Linked DNA regions of Homo sapiens: region 2 is linked to region 1. The links are chromatin contacts, found by Hi-C or POLR2A ChIA-PET in ENCODE. All regions are on one chromosome and are shown on one strand. The core of a region is the stretch at or near the end of the contact, and the rest is flanking DNA. Distances in the headings are between cores, read along the strand shown.

Evidence for each region. A loop is a pair of places that touch in the nucleus more often than their neighbours do. ChIA-PET counts read pairs that join two places held with the same protein, here RNA polymerase II (POLR2A). Pooled maps may share reads with other maps.
Region 2: a loop to region 1 is called in a pooled map, with 2.9 times the contacts of the local background. The contact joins two enhancer-like sites. A Hi-C loop is called at or near these places in 7 of 37 single-sample maps with no recorded cell type and 8 of 50 pooled maps. POLR2A ChIA-PET finds 5 or more read pairs at or near these places in 2 of 52 experiments (BJ and naive thymus-derived CD8-positive, alpha-beta T cell).

The regions. Positions count from the first base shown.
Region 1 is chr6:128,236,424-128,244,143 of GRCh38, forward strand. PTPRK (protein tyrosine phosphatase receptor type K) reads right to left here. Exons shown (of 30, transcript NM_002844.4): 4 at 6,098-6,179; 5 at 3,612-3,727. Among named protein-coding and RNA genes, the nearest start is that of PTPRK-AS1, 210 kb to the left of the region's middle. RefSeq lists a silencer at 3,741-4,035. Within about 2 kb of position 4,893, at least 2 of the 41 ENCODE cell types and tissues checked have a DNase peak (open chromatin) inside an H3K27ac peak, as active enhancers do.
Region 2 is chr6:127,948,311-127,956,030 of GRCh38, forward strand. No RefSeq gene overlaps it. Among named protein-coding and RNA genes, the nearest start is that of THEMIS, 51 kb to the left of the region's middle. Within about 2 kb of position 2,626, at least 3 of the 41 ENCODE cell types and tissues checked have a DNase peak (open chromatin) inside an H3K27ac peak, as active enhancers do.

The sequences.
Region 1 (7,720 bases), core at 3,643-6,142:
CTGCAACCTCCGCCTCCCGGGTTCAAGCAATTCTTCTGCCTCAGCCTGCCGAGTAGCTGGGACTAGATGCGCGCACCACCACGCCCGGCTAATTTTTGTATTTTTAGTAGAGACAGGGTTTCACTATATTGGCCAGGCTGGTCTCCAACTCCTGACCTCATGATCCACCCACCTCGGCGTCCCAAAGTGCTGGGATTACAGGCGTGAGCCACTGCGCCCGACCCTAAATTTCTTTTAGTGCATAAATGTACCGCATAACATATTTTTAAAAACTACTTTCCAGAAAACCTCATGATTTCACCATATTTTTAGTCTACTGACACTCAGGCTTATAAAAACATTCGATGTTGTTTTATGTATCATTAGTTCATTTAGCATGTACAAGAAGGTAGATCTACTTCAAATACTCTACAATTATATAATCCAATTCTTACAAGAAAGAACATTCCCTATAGATACTTTCAGAACTACCATGATATGCATTATGAAATTATCCTAGATTAACTCAGGCAATTCATTGTTTGTGTTTTTCCCTGCATTTTTCAATTTACTCAATTTGTATATTATTTTAGACAACAAAAACGACTGATATATTAATTATAACCTAGAAAGAATACAGAAGTGAGAGAAATTTTTCAGTTTTTCCATAACAAATTATTTAAAATATCAAATATGATCAAGCATTGTGTTCTGTACACCTTTCACAGAGTTATAGTATATCATTTTTCCTTTGAAATAGAAAATTGGCTGTTTTTCTAGTCTTTGTTACTTTAGCCCATATTTAGACAACATTTTGCCAATTGAAGCTCAATACTACATAATGTAAGTTATTTGGAGGACATATAAAGTTGATTGCCATTTGGTATTTTACCTGACCATGGCAGGTATAACAACTGTTGTATTATTCCATTACCTCTGTGGATAGACTGCAGTGACCTTTCATTGAGTGCTTCAAGTACATTCATTCTCAGTACTAGCAGCAGATATTTTGAGCATTTGTTCTCACAATGATACTTAAAGGTACCATTTTTCCCCATGCAAAACGAATTACAAGACTTTTTCATCTTCCACACAAAAAGGTTATCAAGGCCATGTTTCAAGCCACCAAAAATAACGTAAAGACCTAGTTTAGCATCTTACAGCTGGAAGGGATTTTAGTGTCTATTCAGAATCTCCTTTTATAAATAAGCAAATTGAGGCCCAGAACACATAAATGAAATCTCTAAGGCCACTGCAATTAACTGGGTTAAAAGGTTTAGGAGGGTTAGAGTAAAAGTTAGAATTCAGAACTGAGCTTCTTGAACTCTAGGCTGTTATTCTACGTGAAATGAAAATAATCTGACATCTGTTTGCATGAGTTAGCTGGTAGATTCACTTTGGAACCAGAATTCTTCCTGCTTTATTATGTTTTTTTTTACTTTTGGCAAAAGTTGAGCAAGTTTTTTAAGTCACTGCCACCTTCTAATTGATTGATATATAGATAATGATCAATCTTATCTGGTTCATTTTTAAATAATTTCATAATAAAAGTTTTTATTTTAATTTGAAAACACCCTTAGTAATTAATAGATTTCAATATTTCTTGTAGATGGGGAAGACTGATGTAAGTGAATAAGTTAAGGTAATTGATGTGGTGTTATTGAAAAAGGTAAAATAGCTTTTGAATAAATTAAGGTGAATATGCACACTACTGAAGAATGAGGCAATGTCCATGTCAAAGTGGAAGAGAAATACATAAATTCACCATTCTGTAGCAAACGCCAAAAAAAAAAAAAAAAAGAAAAGAAAAAAAAAAGAGGTGAGGTAGGGGAGAAAGCAACATAGAAGTTTCATAGAATATTTTACCTCTCATCTTTGCTACAAAAATGGCAGGAGGAACATTTTTTAAAACCATCATGAAATGGACTATCTACAAAATAGAAAGCAAACAAAAAAAAAAAATGAGCAGTATTGGGACTACCACCCACTCAGACCAGCAGGGTCCAGAAAGTCTTTGTTGCCACAAGGCAGCTGGTGACTGAGGATACAAAACCCTTTTTATTTCAATGTCACATTAAATCCTGAGGCATAAAACCAAGGGCAGACCTACAGAGCCTCTAGATCTCCAAGAAAAGACTATATAGCTCACAACTAAAGCCAAATGCCAGCTAATGTTCCCATCTAAATGAAAAAATCACTAGCAAAACGATTAGAACATATATCTAAAATCATTTTTAAACTATTATTTAGGCATAGGAAGAGAAATAAGAAAACTGACTTGACATTTATTTGATAAAACAGGTTGCACATTATACAACATGCTTTCCAGGAAAAATTATCCTATTTTTCAATCTCTGTAGGAGAAATTACCATAATCACAGAAAAAAGGGACCCTCATCTCCTTTTCATATTTGGACACAAAATATGGTATCCTGACACTTGAAAATCAAATAAGCTATAAAAGTAGTAATAATTAGATTAATATGAAGTACACCTGTTGTAACCTCCAATTGGAATGCTGGAAGAACTTGATGAAATAACACAAATATAACACCCAGCATATCAGTCATTATACAAGGTATTATTTCAATATTCATTTATTATAACCTTTATTACAACCACCTGCAAACTAATAGTTATCCCCAACACTACTTTCACCTATCTAAAGGATGTAGTAAAAAAAAAATCATGATGCCTATGTTGAAGAAATTAAACTCATCTTGTTTTTTTTTTTTTTTTTTTGGTCTCTATTGGCATTCTCATGAATTTAAAATTCACAACTTATTAAATCTCTTTCCTCATTCTGATGCAGAGAACCTAAAAAATAATAATAGAGGTGCTCAGAGAATATTATTACTTACACATCATCTAGCTTCAAATACTTCGCTCAATAGCCATCTGTTTTAGGTCCAGCTTCCTGGCTTTAGAGCTGCTCTCAGCTCCTCCCAGCCCCTAGCACCCTAGCACTGACAGATAGACTTTCTATAAATTCTCTGAAGGCAAGGCATATTTCTTAGTCTATAGTTTTATCTCAGATTCTTTTAAATCTGTTTATATGCACCATTTACAGTTCCCCAACATGTATGTTAAATCATAATTAAATACAAATGTATTAAGGAAGTAATATGTGAAAGGCAAATGTCTTCACCTCAGATCTGTGATTAACCCTCAAACTCAAAAATTTAATTGGCTCTCTTCCAATTCATACTTCCTGAAATATTCCCAAGGGTTTCTTAAAATACTTTAAAGAATTTATCAGAGTATGACAGCTCCTACTTAACTCTTGTAAATTCAGTTTTAAAAATATTATTAAATAAGAAAAAATATCATTCTTATTCATATTTCAAATGGATCTACAGAATTTTTTGCAGTTTGAATATAACAGAGAGAATTGTGTTTCACCAGATCCTAACAAAAATACTTATTAATTATTTGCTCATGTGTTTTATTTCAGAAAAGGAAATCTCTAACATGAATCTGTAATTAAACTCACGCAGACAGCCTGTCCCACTACATGCGTGTGCACACGCACACACACACACACTCAAAAGGATGAGACAACAAACAGTCCTGTTGCAATGTTTTTAAAACATAAAGTATACTCTTTAGCTCAGCTGCCAACTTGGCCTTACCTGGAGCCATAACTTGTTATGCACAGCATCTCTCCCTGTGGCAATGCACTGAAATGTAGCGTTTTGCCCTGCATTCACCTCTACATCCCCTAGACGGAGGAAATGAGGAGATTTATCTGTGAAGGAAGGGAAAAAAAAATGTATTTGTTTTCACATGAAGAAAATATGCCATGTTACTTTTCTCCAGCTGAATATTATCATTAGTGTTTTTACCTTTGGCCAAGACTAACATCAGAAAGAAGAAAACTGAGGGGCTTTTTTTGTGCCGGAAGACACCATTTCCTCTGTGACTCTCATAGTTCTCTTTTTCTCAATAGCTCTATTACTTACTGTTCCATAATTGCTGGAGTATTGTTCTCTACAGAGTGAGCACTCAACAATTGCTGCTGAACTGCTGCCATAGCATGTTGTATATGGATGATAATAAAACAGTTACAAACTTACAAGTCAAAGCAACCAAAAGAGATTAAATTGACATGAAATCAGAACCTAATATAAAGATATAATGAAAACATATAATGATTTCTAAACTACTGGCAGTGACACGGCCATTGAACTTATTAGGCTACATTTTAAGCAGTTAGATCTTTTTTTAAAAAAAACATCAATAGTTATAACCCTCTACAGCACTTCAAAGAACAAGGGAATATTTTTGCTTCTCAGAAAAAGAACACCAGCTAAACTGGTAAACTTTTTTTCTATTCCATTATAACCATAGTATAGTAATCCAAAATAAATACCCATATTAGACTAACAAAAATAATGACTGCAGTCAAAATATAAGTAAGATTTATGACTGACAAGTATCCTCTGAAACTACCTTTTAAAACTGAAGCCTCATCCATGTTTCCCATTGAAAGGAAATTTATATAAACAGCAAAAGCTAAGGCTCATGAGTAAAAAGAAAAGTTCATGGAGGGCCGTATCACCCTAAAACTGCTGTTGTGCTCAATCCACCATTTTCTGTGCACTTATGAAAGCCTTTCCTTAACACCTATCATTCAAGAAGTGAAAAATAAACAGTAGATAAAAACACAGCTCTCTTAAACTACAGATTGAAAGAACTTAGTAAGGCAGCTTGAACTTTAAATGAGATGATTTTGTTCTCTCTTTTCTTAGAATTTACCAACCACCACGTGGTATATATAATCTGACCCTTACTGGCTACATCTTTCTCTAGTGACTTACCTCTCAGGAAGAGATTTAAAATAAGGAATTCTTGAGTTAGAACATGAACTAAAGCAGCAGTTCTCAATTTACGAACTCTAGACCAGCAACATCAGCTGCACTGGAATCAGAAATGCAAATTGTCAGGCCCCACCCCAGACCTATTCAATCAGAACCAGGGGAAGAGCCAAGCAATCTGTGATTTACCACAGCTGTAGGTGATTCCGAAGCACACTAGAGTTTGACAACCACTCAGCAGGAGCACAGGTCTTGGCCCTCACAAGAGGCCCCAGCCTGCTGCTTACAATGTGTTATAGATGCTTCTCAGGGAGGATTGCTGAACAGATAACCCAGAATTCACGGGCCCTATAAAATGCTGCTTTTGGGAAATATAGGCAAAGTCTGAATTTATGCCAGCTGTTTTTTGCCTGGCTCTACTGAATGCATGCAGTAATTGTTTTTCATGGACTGTGATGTAAACACAAATTTAGGTACACCATCTGAAAACCAATCAATGTGCCTCTAAGGGCATAACAAAACTGTGTATTAATAAACCGAGTTTCTTGTTTTGTTTGCTTTCTTTTTTTTTTTTTTTTTGAGACGGAGTCTTGCTGTGGTTGCCCAGGCTGGAGTGCAGTGGTGCAATCTCAGCTCAGTGCAACCTCCACCTCCCAGGTTCAAGTGATTGTCCTGCCTCAGCCTCCTGAGTAGCTGGGATTACAGGTGTGCACCACCACGCCTGGCTAATTTTTTTTTTTTTTTTTTTGTAAGTAGAGATAGGGTTTCACCATTTTGGCCAGACTGGTCTCAAACTCCTGACCTCATGAGTTAGCCAGACATTTATTATGACAGAGGAGAAAAAAAGTAGTCCTAAATTTGGAATAAGGTGAACTAATTATTTCTCTTCATTTCACCCCAGCCCTCAACTCAGATCAAATAACTTCATGAGGCTTCTTTATATTTTCCTTTCTGTTGAACTCTGATTTGCTATTCTTCTCTGTTTTTCTAGACAATTTAATGATGCCAAAAAAATGAACAAGTCCTACTAACAGCTGCCTTTGCATGTATATTTTGTTCTCAGTAATGAAATAATTTAAAAGAATCTCCTAATAGGTATACAATTAGTTACAAGTTTGAAAAATATTTGATTCAAAAACTCTAGAAAGATATCAGTTTCCTTTTAAAACTCAATAGAAGGCTAGGACTAACAATAACAAGAGAGACAGCAAAAACCAAGTGATAAACAATCAATAGTCACTGCCAATATAAGGCAAGTGTGGAAAGGACATAGAAAAATACAATTCTTAATCACAACCTACCACAAGGATAACTCAGTACTTGGATGTCATCAATGGCAATATAACCACTTCTCCCTCCTGAGACTTCAGCTTCAAATATTACCTGTCAAAAAGAAACAGAAAATATTTACAACAATAGTTTTCAAGGAATTTCTACAGTGGAGGGGAATAGCTAAATATATGCAAAAGTAAATCTAATTTTTGTTCAGTAAGAATTAAAAATTTAACCTTATAATGTAAGTAATTTCCTAACTCTTGTACAGGTAAACAAATCAAAATATAAAATTTGAAGAAAAATTACGTTACAGAGGTTAAGCAGCTTAAATTTTTTAAGCAGTTATTACCAAGTATTGTTATATATCCTGAATAGGCAATATATAGGCAGACATAGAAAATCTCTTTAAAGGTAAACTTTCGCATATTGATTTTTTCCATTTTTGTTGTTTACTTAACATACATGGAGCACCTACTATGTGCCAAGCAGTATGTGAACCACTGAACACATTAGTAAGATAATCTGAGTTTTAAACAGCTGAATTTTCAAGGATGAGTGTCAACCAACAGATTATTGATGTTCCAGGCCAAAGGAACAAATACAATGAAAAAGATTGGGATGGCATGTTTGGAAAACTAAATAAATATAATCTCTATGGCTACAAAGGCTCAAAAGGGAAGAGATGAGATTAGAGACATAGGCATGGAAGGCCTTAAATACCATGAGGGTGAGGTCAGGAGTACAGCACTCAATAGTTTTATATCCAAGAATGTTAAGAAAAAAAAAGTTTCTAGATTTAAATATAAGCTCATTTTACAGTTTTGTAGTTATAGTCAATAGCAAAGCTTGATATGGCCTTTCTTTTAATGTGTGCTGTGGCTGGGTGCGGTAACTCACACCTATAATCCTAACACTTTGGGAGGCTGAGGCAGGAGGAGTACTTGAGCCCAGAAGTTCAAGACCAGCCTAGGGAACACAGTGAGAGCCTGTCGCTAAAAAAAAAAAAAAAAAAAAAAAAAGAAAAGAAAAGAAAAGAAAAAGATTAGCTGGGTGTGGTGACACATGCCTATAGTATCAGCTACTTCACAGACTAAGAGACTAAGGTGGGAGAATTGCTTGAACCCAGGAGTTCAAGGCTGCAGTGAGGTAGGATGACACCACCGCACTCCAGCCTGAGCGACAGAGCAAGACCCTGACTCTAAAAAAAAATAACAATAATAATGTGTGCTGTGACTTTCAAGAGAAAACAGATTTAGCATTCAGCTCTTCAATGTTGTATTTGATTCCTTTATTCATGGGGATACATACATTATTTTGGAGTATTTGCAAAGCATTTTTTAAAATGTAATGAAAGTTGATGTTTAAAGTAAGAATAGAATATAATCAAATTGGTCTAATAGAAACATATTTGGCTATAAAGTGAAAGATGATATGGAGAGAAAAAATAAGTCAATATGCTAGAAGTAGTGGGAATGGTGAGATGAGAAGAAAAAGGAAAGATAAAAATAATACTAAGGAAGCAGAGAAGGTAGAACTTACTGACTCAGTTGTGAAATATAGGACAACTCAATGATTTCTGGCTTAGACTACTAGGTGAATGATGCTGTCAGGATTCCTTCTCAGGACTAGTGATACAGAAAAGGAAACAA
Region 2 (7,720 bases), core at 1,376-3,875, 290 kb before region 1:
GCATTTTGAGCCGCTAAAGTAGAAGGATGTGTAATGCCTAGCAGAACTCTCCCAATTCTGGAGGCAGTATATATGCCATACTTGGGAAAACTATATCATCCCATTTACTGATAAGGAAGGTTACTGACTTTAAACGGGGTCCAGAGCAGGAAAGGGCACTGCAACAGTTCCGAGCTGCCGTGCATACAAGCATTCCTGCTGCTTGGGCCCTTCGATCTGGCAGACCTTCTTATGTTAAAGTTATCTGTGTTGGGAAAGATGCCATATGGCATTTAGGGTACCACCAAATAGAAGAGTAACAGTATGGGTTCTGGAGCAACAGTATGGGTTCTAAACATCTCCATATTGTCTGATGTTTAGATGATTGAGCATCATTCTAAAAATAGATGTTGGTTTTTGACTGGGTCCTGGTAGAAATGGAGCATCTGAACCTGGATGCACAGTGACAGAACTACCCACCTTGAGTTGGGTTATCTCAGACCCACCAAGTCATAGGGTCAATCAGACCTAGCAGTAATCAATCCATTGTAAAATGGAATTGGTATCACTTGGAGCAAGCAACAGTAGTGAAGTCAACTGCACAATCGAATAGTTCAGAAGTCTGTGCCATCCACTACTGCTGCACCAGTACCCTTCTCTCATCAAACAGCTATAGTAAATGAGAGAAGTCTTTTATGGCCAGCTGACACAGGAGGCAGAGGGCCATGCAAAGTTCATAAATTGGTTAGTTCAGCACATGGGTGCACGTTGACAATAGACTGCTATTCTACTGCAGGCCCACTTAGTGGTGGCCTTGAAAGACAGTGGCTAGAAGAAGAAATTATAGCACTCAGTAAAGTTTTGGGCAGTGCCTCTGGTCATGCACTTTGCAGGAAAATATAAGTAGACATATATGCATGGATTCATGGATAATGACCAGTGGCTTGGATCTTTGCTTGGGGCCCTGGAATGAAAAAAAAAATTGTAAGATTGCAGACAAGGAGATTTGGGGAAGATATATGTGGGTAGAATTATCAGAGAAAGCATATTGCATATTAAAACTAGAGAATATCCACCGAAACCGAGTGGACAGAATTATACAGCTAATCGATGTTTACACAGCTTCTGTTCTTAGCCACTGCCAAATGGCTGGGGTGACAGCCACTGACAGGTGGTTGCAAGTTCAGTACATTGGATTTCATCTATGCTAGAATAACCAGTGATTTATGTTGATTGGAATCAACAGTTATTCTGGGTATGGGTTACCTTTTCTGCTTGAAGGGCTTTAACCAGTACCATTCTCCAAAGGTTTATAGAGTTTTGATCCACCAATACAGATCCCATGTAACAGTAAATAAAACCAAAGGAACTATTTTAAAGCAAAGGAAGTTCATCAGCAAGCTCATGGTCACGGGATTCACTTGTCCTCTTACTTTCTATACTACCCAGAAACCATCAGATGATGGAGTGATAGAGTAGCTTATTAAAAGTACAGATGCAGCACCAGTTTGGATGTAAAGATGAGGCACCAACTTGGATAATAGGGCACTATCTTTCATGATGAGACACTTAACACATTGATATTCATTATATTGTGTTGTGCTCCCCATATGTAAATACATTGCAACAGGAACCAAGGGGTGAAAGTAAGAGTGGCCTCAATGATCATCAAGCTGAGTGACTTACTTGGAAGTTTGTATTCTGTACCTTTAACTCTAGGCTCTTTTAGCTTTAGAGATTTAGGAACACTCCCTCCCACCAAAGGACAAAGTGAGAGTCCCATTAAACATTAAGTCAAAGTTGACCTCTGGTTACCTTAGTCTCTTTATACCTAGAGCTTGGTGGGAAAAGAACAATGTCAACATCCTTGCAGGTATAATTGATCCTGATCTTCAGGGGGAGACAAGGCTGATGGTATACAATGTGGGCAGGGAAGGATTCATTTGGCATCAAAGTGATGCACTGGCGTATCTGTTGGTGTCCACTATTAACAGGTAATAGTCAAGTATAGCAGCTGTGCTTGAGAAATACATGGGGATTAGGAGCTCTCACTCCTCTTGGACGAAGGTCTGCATCACTCAACCACGTGAGCCATCAAGACAAGCAGAGGAGCTAGTTAAGGGTGAAGCAAACTTAAAATGATAAATATCCTTGAAATTAGCCACAGCACCGGAGTTTGTAGTTTGTACTGTTAATCTTCCTCTTGTATGTTTCCCTGGTGGTAGAGACCAACCATAATCTTGTAGGAGCTGCCTCCAGACAGGGTGAATTCACTACATTATATGAAGTAAAAGATCCAGAGACACACAGGAGTGAACTGTAGTGAACGCTATAGCGTTAGACACACAACTTTCTTTAAGGCCATGCACCCATCATCCAGCTGCCAGAATTGTTGACTACTGACAGCACTTAGCTGAATGCCCCTCCAGATATCACCCATGGTTGGTGGAAGCTTCCTCATTTAAGGTTCTGTCCTTTGCCTCTGGGTAGGCTGCAGCCAATGACCGGTTCATGGAGCGATACAAAGGCCTGGCCTCTGCCTCAATGGAGGCAACCCTGAAGAGGCACCCGAGACTTGTTAGAACTGCCTGGTGGTTAAACTCCTTCTGCTCAATCCTGCTTCCCTCAACTGGCATGTGTGTAGTTCTCAGGAACACTACCCAACACACTGCCTGCATGCTAATCTCCATTTCCGGGTCTCTTTTTGGGGAAGCTAACCTGCAACATTTGCCAACTCTGCTAGAATAATACTTCCTTTTTTTCTTACCTAGCCATTATAAATGTATACGTGATGTTATTCTTTCTCGGACAATAAATAGTACTTTTAAACTCATGTTTAAATGATTCTTTCATGTCTCCTGAAGGCCTGGTGTCAAATTCCACTGAACCCTCTTTCCTTTGCCTTTTTCCTAAGATTGCCAGACCTGGGTACCTGCAGGCACAGCTGAGGAGACCTGGCATTTTCTCATCTACTCTTCAAAAGTGCCATGATCTAGTTCCTCTATTGCTACAGCAATAGCATAAAGACAAACCTTGCAATGGCCTCTTTTAATATGAAACAATTCAGTTTTTACTTTACCAAAGCCACCAATTTCCTGTACTTTTAAGCCTTTGTCTCACTTCAAGAACCACAAAACACAATCATTAACAAACACCAACAGTATTTCTCAGTCTTAATTCAAGTTTGATGTTTCAGTTTAAGTTCTACCACAGAAAAAAGTCTCCAGAAAAGTGTCCTTTTTGGTTGCCTGGATAACTTTTCATTAACAAAATAAAGTCCAAACTCCTGTCAATGTTAGGTCCTTTGTGCTTTGTCTTTAAATGAATCTCCACTCTGATCCTGCTAAACTGATTGGTATACAATTTATATCTCGTCCATTTTTTGTAGTACTCTCCTCTCTCATGGCTCTTCCACCTATTAGTCAAGCCCCATCTCTTATAACATCTGTGATGAAGTTTTGTATGACCAACAGAGAGAAAAACAGAGTGGTGGGCCCCCAATCGCTTATGGGAGAAAGACCATAATCCCTCCCACAGCTTGGAAGGTCCTGTATGGGACAGCTTCTCTGTCCAACTCCAGCTTTCTCTGGCACATTGCTTTCTGAGTTTCAGTCCCATTCACATTTTTCTCTTTGTAGCACCGACGTTCTTCCTGCCAAAGGGTTATTTGGATACCTTTCCTCATACTTCTTACATTGCCTCTGTCCTGGAAGCTCTAGTCTTTTGCAAGAGCTTCCTCATATTCTTTCAGATCTAATATCAGTTTTCACTTCCTCAGGGAAACTTTACCCTATTTCCCAGAATAGGTAAGAATTCCATTACGTGCTCTCACAGAACCCATAATTCTGCTTATAGCTGTAGCTATGTTCTAGTTACCCTGTATTTCTTATTTAGTGCTTTTCTTATTAACTTAGTCAAGGTTTGGGTAGAAAATCAGAAATAGGCACTTTATGACAAGCATGGTGACTCACATCTGTAATCCTAGCACTTTAGGAGGCCGAGGCAGGTGGATCGCTTGAACCCAGGAGTGTGAGACCAACCTGGGCAACACAGCGAAACCCCATCTCTACAAATAATACAAAAAATTAGTGGGGCATGGTGGCCTGCACCTGTGGTCCCAGCTACTCAGGAGGCTGAGGTGGGAGGATTGTTTGAGCACAGGAGGTCGATGCTGCAGTGAGCCATGTTCATGCCACTGCACTCCAGCCTGGACAACAGAGTGAGACCATATCTCAAAAATAAATAAATAAATAAATAAGACATACCCACTTTAGGCCAGGCGTGGTGGCTCACACCTGGAATCCCAGCACTTTGGGAGGCCGAGGCGGGTGGATCACGAGGTTAGCAGATCGAGTCCATCCTGGCCAACATGGTGAAACCCCATCTCTACTAAAATACAAAAAATTAACTGGGTGTGGTGACGTGCGCCACTAGTCTCAGCTACTCAGGAGGCTGAGGCAGGGGAATCGCTTGAACCCAGGAAGTGGAGGTTGCAGTGAGCCGAGATAGCACCACTGCACTCTAGCCTGGCAACAGAGCAAGACTCCAACTGAAAAAAAAAAAAAAAAAGACATACCCCACTTTAGGTATGTCGAGGAGGAAGGGACTAAATATAGGAATGTAAGACTTACACAAGACTTTGGAAGGGAGGAAGAGCAAAGCCTGGGAGGAAACTGACATCAGAATTCAGGAGCCCATAAAGTGCAGGAGTCATTTGTGATCTGGGCTGAGCCTCTGTGGTGAATTTGTAAGCTAAGGCCTAAAAGCTGCTGGCAAAACCTCCTATGAGCCATCTGCCAAAGCCCATGCAGTTCTCTTACACGCCGTAGGAGATTACTACCTTCTGCTTCTTTTCTTCCTTCTAAATCTCTTGCAAACCTCTCTCATTACCAGAATCTAATCTGCTGGTAAGCATTTTAGGCAATGTAGTTCGGCAGCTTCTAGAACAAGTTTGACAAACATTTCTATAAAAAGCCAGATAGTCAATATTTTAGGCTTTAGCTATTGTAGTATAGATTGCACCCACACTAACATTTGAGTTTTGGATAATGATTACACATTACAAACTCCTAGTTTTCATTTGATTCTTCCCCAAAACCTTTTTTTTTTCTTTCTTTTTTTTTTTGAGCTGAGGCCTTTCTCTGTTGCCCAGGCTGGAGTGCAGTGGCATGATCTCGGCTCACTGCAACCTCCACCTCCCAGGTTCAAGCAATTCTCCTGTCTCAGCCTCCCGAGTAGCTGGGATTACAAGTGCCTGCAACCATGTCCGGCTAATTTTTTGTGTTTTTAGTAGAGACGGGGTTTCACCATGTTGGCCAGACTGGTCTTGAACTCCTGACCTCAGACAATCCACCCACTTTGGCCTCCCAAAGTACTGGGATTACAGGTATGAGCCACTGCGCCTGGCCCCGCTAAACCATTTTAAAATGTAAAAATTATTAATTTGTGATCAGGACAAACAGGTGGCAGGTTAGATTTGGCCCATAGGCAGTTGTTTGCCAACCCTTTGTCTAGACCCTGCAAAACAAGAAGGGTCTTGTACCTAACTAACAAAACTACAATTGTTTTATCATCTCAATGGTATCATAGATGTGAGTTCAGGAAGAGGAGGTGAAGAGCAGGAGCAGATGCTAGAGGATTCTGAGCCACCACTCCTGAAATATACTTGTGGTTTCTTCACATTTTCAAATTCAGTCTTATATTCATATGTATAAGTTACATTTAATCACGAAAAACGGCTGCACACATCCCACTTCGTAATTCTATGGGTCAGATAGCACTCAGTTCTTAATGGTAGCTCCATACCTATATCGCTGGTGTTCCATACCACCATCATCTGCTTCTTTTCCACCAGGGCCAAGAAACAAACTAAAAGCAGCCTTACCAATGGAGGATAGTAGTTTGAAGAAGAGGAATTAGCCTTACTCTAAAACCTCAGCGGTCTGGTGATGTCATTGTTGCTGGCAACAGATTTTATCCCTTTCTGCCACAAATACTTCAAGTACAATTCACTTTGCTGGGTCACAGGTCTAAGTGATGGGTCAGCTTGCACAGAAGCCTGGACCTGCTGCATAACCCCACCTTGCTCTAAATATCCCTTGGAACAGGTAGCTGTATAGGTTACCTGGTGGTTGGGCCAGAGTAGTATATCCAAATATGGAATTTGTCGCGTCCCAGTTTCAATGAGACATACTGAATGCTAGAGCTCTTTCTTTTGTGGACTGTGCAAAGTGAGACAACTTGTTTCTAATTTGAAAAGGAATATTCTGCCATTTTCACAGCATTGTCACACTAGAAACTTCATATGATCACAAGTCTATGAACTTTCACATGGTTTGTCTCCCTTCCTTGGTCATGTGTTTGTCTTCCTAAGGCATCAGGTTGTTAGTTTCTTCCTGATGACATGGTAAAATTAATATGCTCCAACATGGCATTCTACTGGGTGTCAAGATAATCAAGCTCCCTCTAGACCAGGAAGCAGCTATTCAAAGTACGTGCCTGCAACAGTGAGGTAAGGAGCTTCCACCAGAAAATAAATCAATGCACTACTCCTTCATCAAAAAAGTCTTTCTAAGAAAAAAATTGTCAGCTGAGCCAAACGGTGTGCTTAGTGGTATAGTTCACATTCTGGTGCAAACTTCCTAATTCATTGGGGATAAATAAGAAACATGGACCAGAAACCAGTTCACAGATGACACTTTGAGGATCACTGCTCTAGTCTAGACCTCAACATGACAGAGATCAGATATTGTCTTGATAAAAGACAGCAAAGTTGTACTGCTGACCCTCTGGGCAAAGGTGAGGTGTTACAGGTTATAGTTACTGATGGAAACTAAAAAGAAAGCATTTGCTAGGTCAGTAGGTTCATATTGCATGCCAGAAGCTGATGTGTTTTAGTAAAGGTACCAGCCATTTCTTGCCTCAGATTTCCAGGTTTCAATTTCCCCAGGGCAAAAAGTCTGTCTATGCAACTCATCAAATATATAAGTGACTCAACTCCATATACGATTTGATGAACTGTGTTTTAGGGGAACTTCTGGAACCAATTACAGTATAAGTCAAGAGTTCAGCAGGAAATTGATGGCATACTCAAATAGTTAATTGAGGGATTTTTGTTGTTGTTGTTGTTGTTGAAAAGACTATTTACAGTAGTACCAATAAGGGTTGGTAAAGCACCCAAGAAGTAACAAAGCTATAAGTTATCATCCCTGGGCCTGAATGGAGACAAGAATAAAGCAGTGTTACTGGAACCTGGAGGGCTGAAGTTATGGGGCAAATGGCTCCCTCCCAGGACATTGATAGAGGAATTGCAGCCATTATAAAAAATGTGGACCAGTATGGGGAATGTACCACCTCCCTTTCCTCCCACCAGCTGGTCTTTTGTTGGTGCCTTGCCTTGGCCAAACCAACTCTAAGGCAGAAAGCAAGGGACCCCGGGTGATGCAGATTCAAGAAGTTAGCCTCCCATAACAGAGAGCCAAGTAGAGAAGGGCAGAGACTGATGCTTAAGAGGCAAATAGAGAATAACATTCATTCATACATAAGAGAAAGTTTTGATAAAACAGGTTATATCTCCACAATCAAATATCATACAGTAATTTTTAAAATGAACTAGATTTCCAATGTAAATAAATCTCAAAAACATATTAAGAGAAAAACAGTAAGCAGCAGCAGGGTACCCACAGTCTAACATTTACATAACATTTAAAATCCAGTAAAACCATATTTTATGGATATATAA